Regions from separate parts of the Homo sapiens genome. Here region 1 is linked to region 2. A link is a loop called in an ENCODE intact Hi-C map of the cell type or tissue named here. Cell type or tissue: dorsolateral prefrontal cortex. All regions are shown on one strand.

Region 1 (8,000 bases), 240 kb after region 2:
GCAGCGAGTTGGGGAGCCCAGGCCTGGGCTGCTGAGCTCATGCTGGGAAGGTGGACCTTCTCGGGGGCTGAGGCTTACTCCCATGCAGGAGTATCTGTGTATTCCCTGAAGCAGGGAGCCAGGGCTGAGAAAAAGATGGGGAGGCCTGGCTCTGGTGTCTCGATTGACCTGTGCTGTTTCAGGAGCTGTGAGACAGGAGCCATGGGGAAGCTGACGGACCAGTGCCACCAACAAGAAGAAACAGCCCTTCCTCCAGACAAAGGCTGCAAGCTGGCCTGTCTGCACCGCTCAGGATCTGGAGCGGGAAGGCCTCCGCTGATGTTCTGACTCTGCTGTGGCCTCTAGATGCCTTCTCTAGCAGGGATGCTGGGTGGGGATCCGGTGTGCCTGGTGTAAACTCTGGTGGGCCTGCCCTCTTTTCAGCACCAACACCACATAGACAGTGATCTTGGCAGGCCAATAACCAATCTGGGTCTCCTTTTTCTTGTCTGTATACAATAAGTAGAACAATATTCAGCTGAATTTGATAATGTGAGTGATAGGGTAGTATCCTCATACATTTTCCCGTTCACCTATTCATTTCATTTGTTCCTGCATGCATCTATTAACTGGCAGGCCACACTATGCTGGGTTTACACACTGAGGATTCAACTAGGAACAAGATAGATGATTGCTCGCTGTTTTGAAGTTTACATTCTGGGGGACGCAATGATAAACAGATACATGAGACGGGGAGGACTCTGCGTGTGGGTGGAGAGCCACTGTGTTGTGTTGGAGAAACCCGTGCTTGCCAATCATGCCATCAAGCTGGACACTGCTGCCTCCCATGCCCAGTGCATAGGGCCTGGGGTTGATGGCCTTGAGGACTGCACGGCTGATCAGTCTTGGGGTCTCTTTAGCTAATGTCCTGCTGCTAGCAGGATGTCTGGTGCTTGGTCAGCCCCATGCAGGGTCCTCTGGAGAGAAATTTGCCCTGAAAACCAGTAAAATGTGATTGTTTAGAGCAGGAAATTTGCTGTCAGAGCACTGCTGCATACTAATTGCATAACCTTGGGCAAGTTCCTTATCCTTTTGAAGCCTCAGTTTTCCTATCTGCAAACGAGAGATGAGGATACCTAACTTCACAATATGTGTGAAGCACTCAGCAAGGCCTCTGAAGGTAGTAAGTGCTCAATAGATGTTACTCCTGTGTCTGTACTATCATTGTTATTGGTAGAAAGTGAGCAGTTTTAATAATATGCTTTTTTTCCCCCTTAAGTTGATGTTAGGGTTCACTCGTGGTATTGTACATTCTATGGGTTTGAAGAAATTTGTAGTGACATGTACTCACCTTGATAGTACCATACAGAATAGTTTCACTGTCCCAAAAATCCTCCATGCTCTGCCTATCCATCCCTCCCTACCCTGTAACCCTTGGCAACCACTGATCTTGTTCTTGTCTCTGTAGCTTTTCCTTTTCCAGATGTCATACGGTTGGAAACATGCAGTCAACAGACAGCCTTTTCAGACTGACTTCTTTCATTTATTCATGTGCGGGTTTTTTGTTGTTTGTTGTTGTTGTTTTTCAGAGTTTCGCTCTTGTTGCCCAGGCTGGAGTGCAGTGGCGTGATCTCGGCTCACTGCAACCTCCACCTCCTGGGTTCATGCGATTCTCCTGCCTCAGCCTCCCGAGTAGCTGGGATTACAGGTATGTGCCACCACGCCCGGCTAATTATGTATTTTTAGTAGAGACAGGGTTTCTCCATGTTGGTCAGGCTGTTCTCAAGCTCCTGATCTCAGGTGATCCGCCCACCTCGGCCTCCCAAAGTGCTGGGATTACAGGTGTGAGCCACCAAGTCCAGCCAATAATATGCATTTAATTTTCCTCCATGTCATTTCATGGCTTAATAGTGCATTTCTTTTATCACTGAATAACTGTCTGGATACACTGCAGTGTATTTAACCATGCACCTATGGAAGGGCATCTTGGCTGCTTCTGAGTTTGGGCCATTATGATTAAAGCTGCTGTAAACATCTGTGCAGGATTTTGTGTGGACGTAAGTTTACAGCTCCTTTGGATAAATACCAAGGAACAATAACGTGCTTCTTTAAAAAGATAATTTTCTAACTTATTTTAAAACTACAGTTGACCTATTATTCATAACTATTCATTGCTACTTTAATCAGACTTACTGATTCAGATTGATTTGGAGCCCTACTTCTTCATTAACTCAGCCAATATTTACCAAGCTTCTCACTAAGTATTGAATATGGAGCTAGGGATAGAGACATAAATAAGCTGTCAACCCTGCCCTCAAGACTAGCCCAGAAACACAGACAAGGAAGCCAAGGAGTGGAATACGAGGCTGCCGTAAAGGAATGAGTGGGTGTGCACAGGCGTGTGGAGTGCAGAGGCCGGGTCTGCACCGGTGAGGCCCTTGAGGGAAGGGGTTACAGGGGAGACCAGGTGGGGGGTTCCCTCCATATTGAGCCTCCTCCATGTGTCTGTCCCCCAAGCCCCCTGCCCTCCTGAACTGTCGCAGATTGACGGATGTGTAAGATAAACCCCCAGCAGTGAAGCCTGGACTCGCAGAGGAGCAGAACGAGGGGAAATGAATACGTGAAGTCACGGGCATTTCATGGGTGGACTTGACAGGTATCAGTGATGAAAAGGATGGATTTGCCGAACTGACAGAAAAGAAGACAATTTGGTTTTGTCATTGTCCTCTGCATCCAGGCAAATCCGATGTGATCGTGGCCGTGACTTTTGGTCGGGTGACATGCAGTTGACGTCCTGGTTGCTGACACCTCCTTCTGGTTCATCAGGCAAAGCGTTTCTTGTTCTCTGTGGTAGGGGATGAGATTCTTGTGACACCTGTGGCATTCGTGACCAACCCTCCGCTCTGGTGTCTCTGAGAGGCACCCCCATGCCCTCACTCCACTCATTACAAGGAACAGCAGGCCAGGTTAATGAGCCTGGCCTGGAAGCCAGAGGACGGTGGCTTCCCTTTCTCCTGCTGCTCCAGAACAGGGCCCCTCGAGGGAGCTGTGGCCAGGCTCAGTCTCCATTCATAGCTCCATCTAGTGTCACTGGTCTGTGCTTCCTCTCCACAAATGTACTGATTACTTCCATTCAGGCTTCATGCTCAGACATTTAGAGGAAGCTTCAGATGCAAAATTGTTTACAAATTCAACCTTTCTTGAGTCTGAACTCTGAATGTAAAAAATATATCTGCATAAATCTGAGTGCTAAAAGGCAGACACAGCTTCCATTAAACACTCAGCTCCCTGCCTGCTGCAGGTGTGCTGGGGTAGTGAACCCCGGTGTGTAGGGCGGGGGGCTCCTCACCCTGGGCATTGCCATGCTGGGGTGAGCTGGACACATCTCGGGATGAGACTGCCTGTGCTTCCTCTTCACAGTCTCCTCAGACCCAAACTGTCTCCCACACTATAAATCACTTTTATGCTCCACCCCATCACAATCTCACTCCTTATACAAAGTCTCCGACTCACTCCTGTCCACACTTGCAGTACAAGATGCCTCCATGCACCTCCTCATGTCTCCCCGGCCCTGCCTGCCTCCCAGTCCCACAGACTCCCGCTGTGCTCGGCTGACATTGGCCGGTCCGCTGCACGTGGCTCTGAGACGCTGCTGTGTGGTCTGCTCAATGCCTCCTCCTGGCTTGCTGGGACTCCCTGGCTGTGGCTGTGAAGCCGTGCCCACTGGTTGCATTGCTGGGGCTCGGGCCTCTCTGCCTCCTTTCAGACTTGGATGAGCTGCTGTGGCCCAAGGAGGGCCTGCCGCCGAGGTCTTCCCACTCCCCATAGGGCCAACTAGACAAACAGACCTGAGGTTATGGGACAGAAAGGAATTACATTCCTCCCAACCTCCTCTCCCCTGGACCGCGTCACAGTTTGGTTTCATAGAGCACAGCCCATAGGAGATCCGTGGACGTGAATAGATGAAGTCGCAGAGTGACTGACCACCTTCTCAGTGGCTCACCAGGAAGCAGAGGCCAGTGCAGGATACCCTGACCTCGAACTACTTTTCATTCTTCTCTTCTCCATCTCCCATTTATTTCACATGTGTATCAGGATTGCATCTATTAAGTAAAGCCTGAGTCTAAATCCTCACATCTGACTCTACTCTTTAGGGGAATTGGGCTGCATAAATTGTATGAGAGAAGTTCTTGAAAGCCAGCTCTCAGGGTGAGATTTTGGAGCTGGATGAACAGCTTGTGAAGGGCAATCGGAGCCATATGGATGATCGGTGTCAGAGGTGATTACCCTGGGCAGGCTGGGCCCTTGCTCGGTTTCCTTGGGAAGCAGAGAGCCCAAGACCCGGCGATGAGTGCAAATAGTTTTATGTTTTATGTTGAAGATGATAGCAGGAAGATGGAGTGAGGAGGAAGGGAGATTAAGAAAGACCTGAAGAAAAGCCCGTGTAAATGTGTGTTACTGAGGGAAGTCCCATGAGAAAAAGTGACTAAAGTTTGCTGAGACCTCTGATAATTTTTCACATAAAGATTACTGGGATGGACATTTAGTCACTGAGGCCCATCTCACATTGTTTGAAATTTGTCTCCAGGGACATTAACTCCCACAGCTGCTACACTACTTGTCCTTGGGCCGGTGAGCCAGGTGAGAGCTTGGTCAGCGCCACACAACAGGACCTCCAGGCCCGAGTGCCATAGGCTGGAAGAAGCTGAGGCACAGAGAGGCTGTGGTGGGGGAGGAGGGCCCTGAGGAAGAATGAGGGAGGATCTGACACACGCTGCTTGAAGCAGGGCATTTCCACTGAGAACCTGAACTTGCATGTAGTTGTCTATCTCAGGCAGCTCTGAAACCAGAGCTGGGTTGAAGACATGCTGTGGGAAACCAGAGACATCTGCCACAGTCTGTGCTTTCCTCATTCAGCTAGGCTGTGTCTTGGGCCATATCCTTATTAAAGTCACCCTCCTGGCCCCTATACAAACAAACTAGATTGGCAGTTGATGGATAATATCATAAGCTTAGCTAGGGGGAAGCTCCAGGCACAGCTACTCCTCTGGAGTGGTGTTCTTACTGGAGTGAATTAATGCGCCGATCATCATCTCACTGCCTCTCCACCGGAATCTGTCTTCCCTTGGCCTGCTTTGTGATCCTTGAGCTTGGCCTTGTGGCTGTGTCTCCCCAGCTAGCGGGTGCAATGCGATGCTTTTTCAATAGTCGACCCTGGAGGGAAGTTACAAGGTACAGCAGAGGTTGAGCCCTCTGTTCCTGATTCCTGTGTGCTCTTTTTCCTATTGCAGCATGGCTGGAATTCTGGGGTCCTGGGGTGCCCAGTAAGCTTGTCCGGCATGCCAGAGGATGACTTCCCATGGACCATCCCTGCCCTGTCAGCACCTCAGGGGACTTCTTTTCCACCCACAGTTGACAGCCGCAGGTCTGACTCTTAACTTTGAGGCTGAGTGAGCCCTTTTCCTCCTTGGCTGTCCCACTCAGTCCTAGAGGTAGGTAGAAATCCCTGCATTTGCCAAGTCTGTATTCCTTTGAGTTATTTTTCTCTTACCCCTTTTAGTAGTTCACCATGTTACTGTTACTAGTTAGTAATTCTTTACATTAAATTTTCCCTGTTCTAATTACAGAAAGTTGGCTTCTGTCTCTTGCCAGGGCACTTACAATAAGACACAATCTCTGACTCCTGAGAGGCAGCTGCTTATTTGGTGAAAATTTTTTTTTGCCAATTCTCATAATGAGGAAGAACCCATGGCAGCTTGCTCTTACATAGCAAGTACAGCAGTACAGTTTTACTCTTGTGCACCATAGCTCTGCTAACTTTCTTGATCTCTAATCCGAATGCAGTCCAGCGGGATCTAACTGCCTCAACATTCCAGGGCTCATCATGCTGGTCACATAAAAAACACCACACTGATTGGACCTGGAGATTAAGAAATGTGCAAATAGTGATATGCGGGTGTGCCAGAAATGGGAGGACAGAATCATGACAATACATTCACCTGTATGAAATTTTGAGGGCCTAAGGGACTAGGTTATGGTCCATCTCATTTAAGAAAAAGGACAAATTGCTGCTCCTCACACTTCCTTCAACTTAAAAAAAAAAGGTGTGCAGCTGTCTCTGGATCTTAGGGTGCTATTCTCTGCATTGCTAGCACTTCCCTGATGACAGAAACTTGTGCTGAGGTTTGTGATACTTGCCCTCATTCTTCCAGACCTGCTCTTGCCCTGTTTCTTCTCTGGCTTCTCCACTCCTAGCTCTGTAGCCCACCCTGTGATCAGGTGGGTGAGCATGGCCTCTAGGTTAGATCTGAGCTTTCCCCAGAAGACTCTGTCTTGCCTGCGGCTTTGGCTCTCAGCACCTTCGATGCCTGCACTAAAGATTCTGCACTCCAGTCCCGGTCCTAGGACTTGTCTTGGCAGGGCTGGTAGGGTCTCTGTGAAGGACACTTCATTTGGGCTACTTCTGGAGCTCAGTGCGGGGAGCCCAGCCTCAGCAGGCTCTTGCTGGGCAGGAGGAGGCCCCAGATGGCATCCCCAGCTGCCGGCATGAGTGGGAATTTTTGTGGCTAGAAATCAGAGAGCTGATGCAGGGCCCACGTTGCAGCTGACAGTGCACCTGACACGGGAGCCACCGCAAGAGTAGAGGGGAAGGAGGACTTGGAGGGAAATAGAAACTGCCTGACACGAGACCCACTGCAAGAGTAGAGGGGAAGGAGGACTTGGAGGAAAATCCTGCAAGAGTAGAGGGGAAGGAGGGGAAGGAGGACTTGGAGGAAAATAGAAACTGCCTCGAGGGCTGACCAGGAGACACCCCAGCCTCTGGGATTTCCCAGTTTGGAGAGGGTACTGGGCTGCCACAGGTCATGATGCAGCCAGTCTCATCTAGAAGCTCAGAGGCAGGGTGAACTCAGAATATATCTGATTTCAATAAAAACTGAACATTTAGGTCAAATCACTATTTAAGTCCTTCCAGTCTCAGCTTGGGTGATTTCATGAGCCCTCTTCTCTAGCTAAACTCTGAGGTCCAGACCTGGGGTGAACCCACCTGCAGCCCAGCTACTGGGGTCATTCCAGCCCCTGTCCCCATGGTCTCCCACGGGGAGGGTCTCTGTTCCCCCTGAGCTCTGTGAGCAGCCCTGCTGTGGGACAGCACTTTCTCCCTGATTGAGTGAGGATTTTGACCCACCCCAGCAGTGACAGAAGGGTGCGTCACATGAGTGGAACCAGGGACAGAGAGCAACATTTGGAAGAGTCCACATGGAGACACCAGTGTGCCTGGCAGGGTAGAGGCGGGCCCTGGAGAAGGCAGGGTAGAGGCGGGCCCTGGAGAAGGCAGGGTAGAGGCGGGCCCTGGAGAAGGCAGGGTAGAGGCGGGCCCTGGAGAAGGCAGGGTAGAGGCGGGCCCTGGAGAAGGCAGGGTAGAGGGGGGCCCTGGAGAAGGCAGGGTAGAGGCGGGCCCTGGAGAAGGGTGCGGCTCCCTAGGGAGAGCATTGGGTGGCGCAGGAGTCGAGGAGCAAAAACCAACCCACCCATGACTCACAGGGCCCTGGAAGCAGAACGAGGCGCCCCAACCCAGACACTTGGGCTGCATTGGAGAGGACAGAGTTGCCGTCCTGACCTGCTGTGAGCAGTGTGGCTGTGGCAAGAGACAGATCAGCTCTGGGGGGAAGCCTCAAGCGATGAAGCCAGGTAGCCCTCACCTTGTCACTACCTGTGTGACTTTCAGCAGGAGTCACACTCTGTAAGCCTTAGATTCCCAATCTGTAAAATGTTTCATAGGACTATTGGTGAAGGATGAATGATGTAGAATGTATTGAAAATTTAGTCAGGTGCCTGACACAGAGCGAGTGCTTGGTGAGTGTGAACCATTATTCCAGTTCAAGGGAAAGGCAGGTCAGAGGTCCTGGAGAGGAAGTGCCTACACTCCAGGTGTCTAAGGTGGCCCCTTCCCTCTCCTCTTCCCTGTGGGGACAGAGTGCTGAGGTGGGAGCAGGCTGGAATGAGATCCATGCAGCCTGGGA
Region 2 (8,000 bases):
GGATGCCTGCTGGGTCTTGTGGTCTGAGATGCAAGTGACTTCATGCCACATCCCCCAGATTTAGCCTGTCCCTCCACACCCAGGCCACTGCTGGGGCTGCATGGGGCTGCGTGTCAAGACACGTTTTGGTTCTTTGGCCAAGACACGTTTGGATCTTAGGCCACATCTGATGAAGGATGGGGAGGCTGGGCCTGGCTGGGGCTTCAGAAATGTCCAGGAAGATTTCTTCTGTGTTCTCAGAGACTCTCGAAGGAGCTTTCTCAAGTGCTCCTGGTGTTGGTGCAGGTTCTAATACCAGGATGGAGAAAGCCAAGGAGAGAAGATGAGTGTCCTGCCAGCTCAGTCCCTGTGGGCCACTGCCTTTCCTTTGGGGCAGCCTCTCAGCCCCCGCTTGCACTGTTGTTTATACAAACTTCCCTATAGCATGAGAGATGTCCGAAGATGAGGCTCAGCTCTTCACATGCACCTGCTCCTGCAACGTCACAGCAGCCCTGTGCAGTAGGCATGGCTGTGGTCCCTGTGGGTTCATCGAGGCCAGAGAAGGGGAGTAACTTGCCTGAGGTCAACCATTAGGAAATGGTGGAGCTGGAATTGAGTCCAGGCCATCTGGCTCTATGCTGTCATCGGGGGCATAGGATAAGAGGTCCCAGGCCTCCAAGCCTCTCGAACCTGGGCCAGGCGCAGGGTGGGTAAGGGGCACACACAGGCCAAATGCTTCCTCTGGCCTGGACCACAGCCACCCTCCTCTGCAATGGCTGCCCCCACTGCAGGGCCCTAGCACCTGCTTGGAGGCTGAAGCAGGAAGGAGGGGCGGGAAGGGAAGAGAGGGGAGGATGGGGCCTGTGGGCAAGGGTGCCGTGGGGTGCCTTCTGCTCCCATCCAGTCTTTTTGGTCAAAACATCTATGAGAGAAAAGGGAGGGGGAGAGAGGGAGAAAACCTCTAAAAATAAACTCAGCAATAAACCCAGTTGTGCATTAATTACTCTGGAAGCCATTATGGCTTGAAAACCCCATAACTTTAATGGAGGCTATTATAAGCATAGTAGCAAAATCGTGGAGCTAATTACCAGGCAGTTATCAAGCAGAACACAGAGAGCCCCCAGCCTGGAGAACGCCAGCTGGCCGGCAGGGGGCAGGTCGTGGGATGTGATGCCTGGGCTGGGCAGGGGCTTGGGGCCAGGCAGCGGGTGGGCTGCACCTGCCCCCAGCTCTGGGCCCCAGTCTGAGACGGGGCTGCAAGGTTGGCCAGCACTGGTCCCCTCTCGCAGCCTGCTGCTTCTGCCTGGGGCTTGGAGGAGGGCGGTGTTTGTCTGTGGTCGCAGGCTGTCTCTAACAAGGACCCCAGAATGGCTTCTAGGACCTTGGGTCAGGCAGAAGAATCAGCACAAAGGTGCAGGAGTGGCTTGGCCACACCCAGGAGAGCCCAGGAGATGGAGGCAAGCACGGGGAAGAATGGGGTGCTGGAGGAGGAGATGGGTGGAGGCACAAGGGGGACTTCGTGGAGAGGCAGGACGCGGCGTGGGCAGTGTGTGTGAGTGTAGGGCCCAGGCCTGCCGTGGTCACAACTCCCATCCTGACACTTGCACCATATCTGTGACCAACCTCAGATCTCAGGCGTCTCGGCAAGTAGAGACACAAAAGGCTGTGCCCTGCCCTCCCCGGGTGCCCTCAGAGCCTCAGAGGGAAGCAAGCACTTCCCTGTGGGAGAGTGGAGGGTGGTTCCCAGATGGGGAGCAGAAGCTGGGGCAGCACATGGGAGTGGGAGGGTGGCGGCCTGGACGTGTCCGGCAGGTGCTCCACGGGGACCTGGGTCATGCTGATTGCCCTCCTTGACCTCGTCTTTACAATAGGGAGGTTGAGCTGGAAGTTTCAACGATCCTGCCATTTTAGCAACTGGAGGTTACCATAGGGCTCTGCGAAGATGAAGGGATGTCCTATGTGAGGAAAGTGTAGCTCAGTGGGCACCTAGGGCCAGAGGCGAGGCAAGAGCGCCAACAAAACAGCCTCCGTGGAACTGAGTCCTGACTTAAGGGCCAGCACCCGTGGAACTGAGTCCTGACTTAAGGGCCAGCACCCATGGAACTGAGTCCTGACTTAAGGGCCCGTGGAACTGAGTCCTGACTTAAGGGCCAGTATGCCTATGGAGATCGGCCATACTGGGAACACCTCTCTGCAGGAATTTGTGGCATTTGGTTTTGTTTTGAGAGACAGGGTCTCACTCTGTCACCCAGGCTGGAGTACAGTGCCATGATCACAGCTCTCTGCAGGCTTGAGTTCCGGAACTCAAGTGATCCTCCTGCCTTAGCCTCCCAAGTAGCTGGGACCACAGGTACCTGCCACCATGTCCAGCTAATTTAAAATTCTTTTTTGTAGAGACAGGGTGTCACTATGCTGTCCAGCTGGTCTCAACCTACTGGGCTCAACAGATCCTCCTGCTTTGGCTTCCCAAAGTGCTGAGATTACAGGTATGAGCCATGGCACCTCCAGAGAGGAATTTGTCTATGGGTTTTAGGGTGCTGTGCGCTGTGAATAAGGACTAGGGGGTGTCTGGGACTCAGATGGGAAGGCTCTGATTGACCCAGGCTGGGGCAGAACATGTGAGGCTGGAGCATGTGCAGGGGTGGTTCAAGGCTGGCCAATTGTAAAAGCATGGAAAGGTTTTCTTCTGAGCCTGCAGGTGTTCAAACGAAGGCCTCAGCAATGCCTCAGGCCCTGAGGAGAGGAGCTTATTTAATTTCACTCAACAAATATTAATTGAGCATCTGTAGCAGGCAAAGCACTGTGTTGGATTCTGTGGGCAATCCAGGGTGGGGAAGCTTTGCTCAGTCCAGAGCGGAAGAGACGACACAGCTCGCTCCAGTGCAGGTGACGTGTGAACGCAAAATGTTCCCAAAGGCCTGCATGCGTGTGCGTGGTAGGTTACAAACAAGCTCAGACACTGTCCGAGGTACTCATCCCTGGAGGACGAGAAAGGCCTTTTTACCCAGTAAGATGGGAACAGTAGTTAAGTGGTTCATCAAAAAAGTCCATTAAGGCGAAGAATCTTTCCAAATGATACATACATGCCATACATTTCAATGTAAGTAACTCGCAGAGCCAGTTGTCCCATAGATGATGTTTCCCCAGGACTGCACAATGCATGCTAATTTTTCCCAAATCCGAACGACCCATCCTTGCTGGCTCTCAGCACTTCCGCTCAGCCGACACGGGGTCAGGGAGGTCTGTGCTGACCGTCTGACATCAGCCACATCGCAGCATCCCGCTGCGATCTCGTTTTGATTTCTTCAAAGTGATTCAAGGGCTGAGGAGCACTTGGTGAGCAGTCTGAGTGTAGCACCCTTTAGAATATGACTTTTCCCTGCCAGCCTTTACCTAACTTGGAGAACTTTTTTCTGGACTCACCTTATGAAATTTTCATAGAAACAACACATTTACTTCAACACGCTATTTCAACAGTTTACATGACATTCTGTGATGACAGTAGCAAGCGAGACGGTGAGTGCTGTGAACAGGCTGGGAACCGGCGTCACTGACTCTTGAGGGCGTGGGCTCAGTGGTGACAGCAGAGGGAGCCCCAGGCATCACACGGCGCCGGTCAGTGTGCTGTGCGGACCGGGTGCAGGACACCAACCTGCTGGTTAAGACAGCTGCTGTTCATATCATCTCTGTCACCCAGGAACCCCAGTGCCCCCAAAGAGAGGGAGGGACAGGCTTTGTCCCACAGATCTCCAGGTGCCCCTAATGGGATCAGCGGATTAGTATTGATTCTGCAGGCGCTGCTCAGGAAACGCCTGATGCCACAGCTAATCAGCTCCCAGCCCAGTCAATCCATACTTCATTAACCTAACCCCGGCCCTCCTGCCCCCAGCACCACCGCCTCCCGGGCCCACCACAGCCCTGCTGGGGGGCAGGACACAGGCACTGACCTCACACCATATAGGAGCCACTTTCCCAGGCCCCTGCTCCTCCTTTGCCCTGGTCACCGACTGCAGAGGGCTGGGGAGGGGCCCCATAGCAGATTCCACTCTGAATCTTACATTGAAACAGTAAGACTCCCTTTTCCATAAAGCCCAGTCCCTCGATGTTCAGAGCAGCCACAGCATGAGGCAGACACACAGATCTCGTCCCCATTTTGCATGTGAGGACACCAAAGCTCAGAGAACCTGAGTGATCGGCCTAAGGTCACTGCGTTAGGTGTCAGCAGAGCTGCTCAAACTCGGGCCTTGGCCTCTGTGTCCAGTGCCACCCGTGCCCACACCACGTCCCCCTGCAGACCCTCCCCTGGCCCACCCTCGTGCCCACCCACTGGGCAACCCTGCTCCAGGGCCAGAGCCCCCTGACCTTTCATCCCCTGCATGGCCTACCTCAGTGGTCGGGCCGAGTGCCCCCAGGAAGGCACTGCTGCTCTCCCCCCACCCTGCCCTCGCCTTGCTCATGGAGGAAGAGTGGCAAGCTTGGGCCCTGGGATGTCTGCACTCTGCTTCCCAGCCTGGGTCACTGCAGGCTCACGCTTGGGACTGCTGATGGAAGGGCAGCGTGAATTCCAGAGCTCAAACCATCTTGTTCCCTTCTAACTGGGAAAACCCAGCCAAGGACTTGGGCAGAAGGAAGTATTAGTTTTGTTCTGATTTGGTGCAGAGAATATTTTCACGCTTTGGTTTTCTTCCAGCATCAGAAATGTAATTCACTGACTTTTTTTAGGTAGTTCCTTTGTTTTTCTTTTTTTCAGAAATAGTCTTTGGCTTTGATTTTGATTATGATTCAGTAAAAAATGGAAACTGGGGTTTGGCTTAGTATAGTACTCTGCAAGTCAAAGTCCATTCTGGCTAACTGCAGGAATCTCAACCGAATACACTGTTGGCCCCGGCTGGTGTCACTGAAGTTCCCTGAATCATGTAGCTAGTGGTCTTCAGGCAGCAGTTCATCCACTCACCCCAGAGCCTCCATGCAGGAGGCCCTGAAGCAAGAATTGGGGCTTCACCGTGTGACGACATCACTTGCTGCTGCTCTCTGCTGGGGCACGCCCGGGGGCGGGTGGGGAAGCGGGGATGGGCACACAGATGCTCTGCAGGGGGACGGACAGCCGGAGAGGGAGCGGCAGCTGGAGAGAAGGCTAGCTGAAGGAAGCAAACCTGATAAAGGATTGTGGGACGCTGGACAATGGTGAGCCAGGCCCATGGAAGACCCCAGAGAGGAGCCATCCCACAGCAGGTCATGATGGGTGATGGGAGTGGGGGTGCTTCTGCTTGGCCGAGTGGAGGAAGGCGTTCGGCAGGAATGTGCTAACCATGACCGGACGATGGTGCACAGAGCACCACTTGGCCACTTGACCCCTGCCTGCGTGATAGGGATTACTGAGGGTCATGCTATCTTTGGGATTTGTGGGACTGGCAAGTAGTCCTTGTACAGAACCCTGGAGCCCAGCCTGGGATTGGGGGAGAAGTCTGGTATTGAAAGGTCCTCGCTCCCCAACCTCCTTTGCCCTCCTTCCTTGCTACCTTTCCATCCTTGCCCTAGGCCCATTCTAAAAGCCAGGCCCACTTTTGGAAGGAAATGTCCCCACTCCCAAGACAAGTATATTCATTTCCTATCCTATTGCTATCTAACCAATTCCTACACACTTGGCAGAGGACAGCCCCCATTGGCTCTCTTCAGTTCCTAAGGGTCAGGAGTCCAGGGTCTCAGAAGGCTGCGAAGTATTGGCAGGGCTGTGTCCTCATCTGGAGGGCTGACTGAGGAAGACTCTGCTTCCAAGCTCACTTGGGTGGTGGTGGGAATGCGGGCCATGGCTTCCTGCTGGCTGTTAGCTGGGACTGCCCTCAGCTCCTGGGGGCTGCTTGCAGATCCTTGCCACATCGGTTTCTCCAACATGGCCACTTACTTCGTCAATCCAGCAAGGAAGGGATCTAGAGCCAATCTGCTAGCAGATGGAATCTTACAGAGCACAGTGTAATCCTGGGAGTGATGGCCCAATGCTTTTGCACAGTCTGCTGGCTAGGAGCTGGTCACGAATGCCATCCACACCAAAGGTGAGGACTGCACGAAGGCATGAGCACCGGGGGGTGGGGCTTCCAAGGATACCTGAGAGTCTGTCCCCCACACCAAGGCAGATGGGCCATGTCTGGCCCTCAGCTCCTCAGACCCTGCCTAGTCCCATAGCTACTGAGGGTGACGGCAGAACCCAGCCACAGTCATAGCCTTCTGCCACCCCCCTGCCACCACCTCTTTGCTCTCCTCTGTCCTGGAAGAGCCATGCATGGAGGGGCCCTGCGATGCAGAAAGGTTCTGAACCCCACAGCCAGACGACCCTGTGCACCTGCCAGCCTCTTTCTGCCTCTGCTACGGGATTCTGGTGAGGTAACCTCTCTGGGCCTTCATTTTCCCATCTGTAAAACGGGAATAAAAATACTGCTCCTACCACTAGGCTGTCAGGATAACTAGAAAAAAAAAAATCAGGCAAACCGTCTGCCACATAGTTGGGCCAATAAAGAGCAGCTGCTGTCACTGCTGACCTTGCAGCCTGGAAGGGCCAGGAAACGGGTCTGCTCGGCCTGGCTTCCTGCTGCCTCCTTCCAACCAAACTCCGGGCTGCTTGCTGGAGGGCAGATGGAAGCCACGGACCTGAAAGCCCCACGTCACCTCCAAAGAAGAGGCAGGTGGAGAGGAGAGGGTCTGGGATCGTCAGAGGAGAAAACACCAGCACGAGGCCCCTGACGGCGTCCTTTGATTTCCCTTGGCCTCAGCTTCCCCATCTCTCACACGGAGCTGCTACACCTCTTGTTGTCTGGCATGTCCCATTGTGACCTAACACACAACCTCAGATCCAACCACCATCTTTCCTCTGGAAGCAGCTCTCATCCAAGCCCCCTTCTTTCTGTCATGGTCCCGGCATGAAAACCTCAGGGCTGCCCTTGACTCCACCTTCTCCCTGCATCAGCGGGGCCTCAGCTCCTTCCACTGCTGCCCCGGCCTAGGGCTCCATCCCCTAATCCTGGGCCAGGTCAAGTTTTTACCCACAATGGCCCTTATGGTGATCTCTCTGACGCCTGCCTTTCCTCCTCAATTCAGAGTCCACACACTGTCAGACCCTCCAACCCCAGCCTGCGACCTGCTCAGATCCTCCTGTGCACTCCTGACTGCAACGTACCCAGCCTGGCACTCAGGGATGCCTGCCCTGCGCCCGCCCACCACTCCCACCATGTCCCTCCTGTTCTCTCCTGTTCCCTGGCCATCTCTGCCCCGCCAGCTTCCGTCCCTGAAATTCCAACATGGCATGCTTTTCCTCGTCCTGTGGTGAGATGCAACGTGGCCCATGCCAGAGGGCAGTGCCCCATTCCCACCCAGAGCCACAGGGGGGGCCAGAGGGCAGTGCCCCATTCCCACCCAGAGGGCAGTGCCCCATTCCCACCCAGAGGGCAGTGCCCCATTCCCATGCCAGAGGGCAGTGCCCCATTCCCACCCAGAGCCGCGGGGGGTCCAGAGCCAGGGAGAGGGTTCTCAAGTTGAGTCAAGATGCCCAAGCGCAAACCAGGCCTGGCCATTGCAAACCAGCACCTGTCTCGTTTCCTTCCAGCTGTCAACTGCTCCCTTGCCTGGGCCTCCATGCCCTGCCTGCTCCTCTCTGCCAGGACTTGGCCAGGGTACAGTGCGTGTGGGGGTATACCTGGGCCTGAGTGGCAGTTAGGGGGCCCCGCAGTGAGGAACAGCAAGCATGGGTTTGGTCCCGGTGTCCCCTCCCCCTTGCCCAGCACTCTCTTGAGGCTGATGATTTGGGGAGACGCCAGTCTGACCACAGCGACTCAGGTGCCTGCTCCCTGCCTGCTCCCTGTCCTCCTCAATGCGTTGCTTGGAATTCGACTCAAGAAAACCCCTGGGGTTGAGTATTCTGTTCTGACAGGGCATCGAGGCTGTGCTGGCCACCACAGAACTGCCCGCCTGAGTGACTTCACAGGGCAGCTGGCCTGCTGCTTGACACCCATGTGCATGCGTGTGTGCATGTG

What was found. Hi-C counts contacts between places; a loop is a spot of excess contacts. Peaks named below come from ENCODE experiments on the same cell type or tissue, not always from the same donor. Only the 100,000 strongest peaks of a DNase experiment are listed, where the experiment ranks them.
Region 1: a loop joins it to region 2, with 1.9 times the contacts of the local background. A loop is called at or near these places in 5 of 110 quality-filtered maps.

What each region holds. Positions count from the first base shown.
Region 1 is chr11:134,632,641-134,640,640 of GRCh38, forward strand. It overlaps LOC105369583 (a long non-coding RNA gene), which reads left to right and starts at 7,541. Exons shown (of 3, transcript XR_948212.3): 1 at 7,541-7,668. RefSeq lists a silencer at 4,727-4,857. In dorsolateral prefrontal cortex, a CTCF peak has its summit at 3,076 (motif pointing left); DNase peaks (open chromatin) are centred at 3,011 and 6,541; H3K27ac peaks cover 97 bases.
Region 2 is chr11:134,390,184-134,398,183 of GRCh38, forward strand. The region is part of intron 1 of B3GAT1 (beta-1,3-glucuronyltransferase 1); the gene reads right to left. Among named protein-coding and RNA genes, the nearest start is that of B3GAT1, 18 kb to the right of the region's middle. RefSeq lists enhancers at 3,249-4,079, 7,404-8,000. In dorsolateral prefrontal cortex, CTCF peaks have their summits at 1,118 (motif pointing right) and 3,565 (motif pointing right); a DNase peak (open chromatin) is centred at 3,578; H3K4me3 peaks cover 777 bases; H3K27ac peaks cover 7,546 bases.